2 separate regions of the Homo sapiens genome follow, and region 2 is linked to region 1. Evidence: read pairs that join two places in POLR2A ChIA-PET (ENCODE). Cell type or tissue: B cell. All regions are shown on one strand.

What was found. ChIA-PET counts read pairs that join two places held together with the same protein. Peaks named below come from ENCODE experiments on the same cell type or tissue, not always from the same donor. Only the 100,000 strongest peaks of a DNase experiment are listed, where the experiment ranks them.
Region 2: POLR2A ChIA-PET joins it to region 1 with 12 read pairs; 10 of 35 experiments call an interaction of 5 or more read pairs at or near these places.

The regions. Positions count from the first base shown.
Region 1 is chr20:53,750,210-53,752,709 of GRCh38, forward strand. No RefSeq gene overlaps it. Among named protein-coding and RNA genes, the nearest start is that of ZNF217, 160 kb to the left of the region's middle. RefSeq lists an enhancer at 579-1,080. In B cell, no CTCF peak of the experiment used is centred here; a DNase peak (open chromatin) is centred at 1,332; H3K4me3 peaks cover 993 bases; H3K27ac peaks cover 2,095 bases.
Region 2 is chr20:53,934,265-53,936,764 of GRCh38, forward strand. All of the region lies in intron 1 of BCAS1-AS1 (BCAS1 antisense RNA 1), which reads left to right. Among named protein-coding and RNA genes, the nearest start is that of BCAS1-AS1, 20 kb to the left of the region's middle. RefSeq lists an enhancer at 748-1,249. In B cell, no CTCF peak of the experiment used is centred here; DNase peaks (open chromatin) are centred at 521, 757 and 945; H3K4me3 peaks cover 478 bases; H3K27ac peaks cover 1,822 bases.

The DNA of each region.
Region 1 (2,500 bases):
TAGTAGAGACAGGGTTTCGCCATGTTTAATGTGAGAAATATTTCATGCCTGTAATCCCAGCACGGCCTATATTTCTCACATTTAATGCGACCTTTGTATGTTTCTTTCCTTTTTTTTTTCCTTTGAGATGGAGTCTTGCTCTTGTCACCCAGGCTCGAGTGCAATGGCACGATCTCAGCTCACTGCAACCTCTGCCTCCCTGATTCAAGCGATTCTCCTGCCTCAGCCTCCCAAGTAGCTGGGATTATAGGCGCCCACCACCACGCCCAGCTAATTTTTGTATTTTTAATAGAGATGGGGCTTCACCATGTTGGCCAGGCTGGTCTCGAACTCCTGATCTTGTGATCTGCCCGCCTTGGCCTCCCAAAGTGCTGGGATTACAGGCGTGAGCCAGTGCGCCTGGCCAGATCTTTGTATGTTTCTTTGTGGATATATTGATGTATCAGATGGTACAGGGAGTGCTGCCCCGACCCCGCTGGAGGTGCAATGTAATATCAGATATAGGCACCGCATTACATTTCTAAAATATAAAAAGTGTAGAATTCCAAAGTGTATTGGGCTATAAGGGTTTGGATAATAAATTTGGATGTATATTTTACGTCATTTTAAAGCTGAGGAATAGAGACACTAAATACCAGCGCCGGTGAGTGACAGTGCCTGGACTGGAATCCAGGGATCGGAGTTCTGAGTTGAGTCTCTAACCACTAGGCTCTCTTAAGAGAGGTAGACTGATGCTTATTAACTGCATGAACGAAGGAGTAAAGGAGGCTGACTGGGCCTTGTTCCAATTCCTGGGCTGTTTTGCCTGCTGCTAGGGAGATTCCTATCTTTCTCTGGCAGAACATCTTTCTAAGCCCCGTGCTGCAGCTGTAAGTGTGCGTGCGAAACATGCATGGACACACACCACACACACACAGACTCACACCTTGGAGAGGAGCTGCATGCTGTTATATTTCCTGGAGCTTTGTGGCTGCCTGTTGTTTCAGCGATCTCATCTTTATGAATGAGGCGACAGAACCCACTAGTAACCAGGCGAGGGAGTGAAAACAGATGCTTTTCCAGCCAGGCAGGGCTGTGCTGAGCAGTTTGTCACTGGTTAAACCTCTGTCTCCATCAAGACACACTCCCTGTAAAAAATGATTACCGTTCTCTCTCTCTGACTTTAGGAACTGCTCCGGTCCTGAAAACTCAAAGTCACAGCTAACAGGAAAAGGATAATTTGTCTGTTGGATACTTAGACCAGAATAAGGCAATGGGGTACAGTGATGCTATTTCTGAAAGTGTGAAGGCCTAATTTCCTCCAGCCAAGAGAGGAAGTGAGCCTGCTTTGCGTGCTTGAAAGCTTCCTTGAGAGGAGGTGAGGTTGCCTCTAGAAGGCAGTGGAAAATCAACGTGGTTTTAAGTGAGCAAAAGTCTTCAAAAAAGCCTCAGGAATAAGATAGGCTATAGGTTTGGCCAAGGACAGACCATCAAGCAATATTGTTGATTGAAACACAGTTGTAGAAAGGTGAATACTGTATGATTTCCTCTACGTTTAAAAAAAGGACATGTATCTGCACGTGTGTGTGTGTGTTTAGATGTGTAAAAATATTTAAAAAAGGACGAGAAGAATACTCTCTTACCATTAACACAGGAAGTAAATAAAAAATGGGGTGGGGGTGGGGAAAGCCATGTCAGAGGGAGAGAAGGGTGAGTTTCTATTTTCAGTCATATATACTACAGTGTTTTTCCTTTACTTCTGTAATCTAAAATAAAAATAAATAAAGTCAACTGGCAAAAGCAAACACCCAAGCAAACAACTACATAATAAACAGAAAGCCCTTTAATTTCTAAGAATCAGGAGGCTTCAGAACATGAAAGAACTTCCTGGTTCGAGGCATTCCTCGTGAAATCATGTTTGGAAGCCAATCTGGAATTCTACCCCGCCCGGAACGAGGTAGACTCCATAAAGCAGTATTGAAATTTCCCTGTTGAACAAAAAATAAATGTTTGATGCTTTCTCTCGACCTCTGTTTAAAGTTATTAACTCTTCTTTTATTTAACTTTTATTAAAGTTATTAACTCTTCTTTCAGCTTACTGCTGTGGTGGTGTGTGTGTGTGTGTGTGTGTGTATGTGTGTATGTGTATTTAAAGCATAGGAAACATCCAAATGACTAATGTTGTTTACATTCTATTCTTTAAAATACACATCATACTAGATGAAAGCATAAAACAATATCTTTAAATATTAAAGAAAAACAATCCTGTTTAAAAACCAGCCTCTTCCAGAGCCTAAGAGAGATACACTAGGCCCTTGAGGATGCTTGAGACTGTGCGCAAAAAAATTGGGGTCTTTGGTTACTCTATTGTAAAACAATCAGGTTGCATTCTGGCTTTTAGATTGTTTTAAGTGAAGTTTCACTACTTGCTTGTTACTTTTGTTTAACTTATTCCTTATAAATTGGGTTAAGTAGAAAATAGGAAGAGAAAGAGGAGCCCAAGGAAGGTGGTGATGGTAGG
Region 2 (2,500 bases), 180 kb after region 1:
ATTAGCCAAGAAAAACTCAGAAAGTGAGAAGGAAGGGCAAAAAAAAAAAAAAAAAAGTCACTTCTTTTTGTCTTTCAGGAATTTTAATAATAAAACAGCTTTGGATCACCTATTTTAGATTCTTCTAGTAGACAGCCCCCAGTAGATTCCTTAACTTTTCAAATGGCATTGAAAAAGCGAGGAAGTTATTTCACCTCTTTGGGAGGCTGTCTCAGTCCTCTCTATCCATTGGAGGGCAGGGCAGCCACTCAATAAGTGTCTGTTGCATGAGTCAAGTAAAGGATCAGACCGGGGTGTCTCAGAGCCTTCCCTGCTCTTCTATTCTCTGTTAAGCCACTGAATGAAGAAGGCTGCCACATTTTCCTCTGGGTCAATATCAACAGCAAAACAATATCCCAGAACGGTCATTTCTGGGACAATAAATAGTTTTCCAGAGCTGCTATCTTAGGCCTCTCTGCCACTAAGGGATTAAAGAGAAATGCACACCCCTCCAGAATTTCCTGTCCTGTCTTGCGGTTAACTTAAAACATTTTCAACTCCCGCCTCCCCCTTTCTCACCATCTCTCTTCATGGTTAAAGAGGTTATAAATTTGCAAAGGAAATGATTAAGCAAATCCAGAAAATTTGGCCATGGGACCTGATTTTTCAAGGCCTTAGTTTTTGAAAGCTGAAGAAATCTGTCCACTGAAGGATTTGCACATGAGTTTTTTAGTCTTAGGGCTGGGGCATAATTTCCTGTTTTTGTATTCTCAAAACTGTTAAGCTACTTGTGAACAACTGGCCAGCAAAGATAGGGAGGGGGCAGGGGATGCGGAGAGAGGGTTGTGAGCCCAGAGGGGAGGAGAAAGGCTGTTTCTCCTCAGTTCTCACAGAACCTCTATGAAAATAGAAAGATTTATTTATTTATTTACTTTAAAGACTGTGAAGTAGAGACAAGGGGTAGATTCTAGACATTGAAGTTGGAGGTGTGAGTGGTAAAGAGGAGAAGAAACATGTTTTAGCAGGAACTTGAATAAGCTGATTGAAACTCAAAGAACAGTCTGTTTCCATAAGCATGAACATTTCTTAGACACTCATTTTGTGCTTTGCATGGAATACATCGTTAAATCCCCACAGCAACTCAGTGAGGTGGATTCTACTAGTGTCTCCACTTTATGGATGTGAAAGTGAAGCTGGAAGAAGTTAAGGAACCTGCTCAAAGCCACGTGGCTAGCAAGTAGCACCACTGGGATTGCAACCAAGGCTGTTTGGACCCAGAGCCTGTGTTCATAGCTACTGCTCTCTTCTGAAGATAAAGGAGGAGACAAGGATGTCAGCATGACCATAGCATACATGTTCATTTATTTAGAGCCAGGGAAGGGGGTGGGACACTAATCAAGGTTGCCCCTTCCCTTCACTTCCCTTCCCTTCCCTTCCCTTCCCTTCCCTCCCCTCCCTTCTCCTCCCCTCCCCTCCCCTTCCCTTCCCTTTTTTCTCCTCTTAAAGCCACCAACTGTGCTAGGTATTTGTATGTTTACTCTCAGATCATTTTTCCAAGCTTCTCTTCAAACTGCATTTCCCAGGTTCCATTACCAACTGGCTTCTGGTTAAGTTCAGCCAGTGGGCGGCACTGACACGTATTTTTCCTGCCTCCTCCCTCCAGTCAACAAAAAGGTACTGCTTGCAGAAGCCTCCATTGGGTTCCAGCTACCCTCAAGCAGCCTCACCCCCATCCACATGGGGTTCTATTTCCCACAGGGTGCCGGGTTCCCTAGCTCCAGAAGCATCACCTCTTCCCTTTGGCTGTGTGTCTCTAGTGGTGGTTCTTTTTGTAGCCTATTTCTATTTCTTTCTTTCTTTTTTTTTTTAAATTATACTTTAAGTTTTAGGGTACATGTGCACAATGTGCAGGTTAGTTACATAGGTATACATGTGCCATGTTCTATTTCTAATCTCCGGGTGGGCCTCACGGCCCCATGGTTGTCTTTTCAACTCTTCCAGTACCTTTAAAACTAGCACCCATATTAATGTCCTTCTATTCAGCTCCTTGTCATGGGATAGAGGTTCCCGAGAAAACCCTAAGACACAGATCACAGATTTTTCTTTTTTTTTTTTGGAACAAAGTCTCGCTCTTGTCCCCCAGGCTGGAGTGCGATGGTGTGATCTCGGTTCATGGCAACCTCTGCCTCCCGGGTTCAAGGGATTCTCCTGCCTCAGCCCCCCGAGTAGCTGGGATTACAGGCGTCTGCCACCACACCCGGCTAATTTTTGTATTTTTAGTAGAGATGGGATTCTCCTTCCTCAGCCCCCCGAGTAGCTGGGATTACAGGCGTCTGCCACCACACCCGGCTAATTTTTGTATTTTTAGTAGAGATGGGGTTTTACCATGTTGGCCAGGCTGGTCTAGAACTCCTGACCTCAGGTGATCCACCCGTCTTGGCCTCCCAAAGTGCTGGGATTACAGGCGTGAGCCACCGCGCCTGGCCGACACAGAGGTTTTTAACCTAAGACACAGACCCTG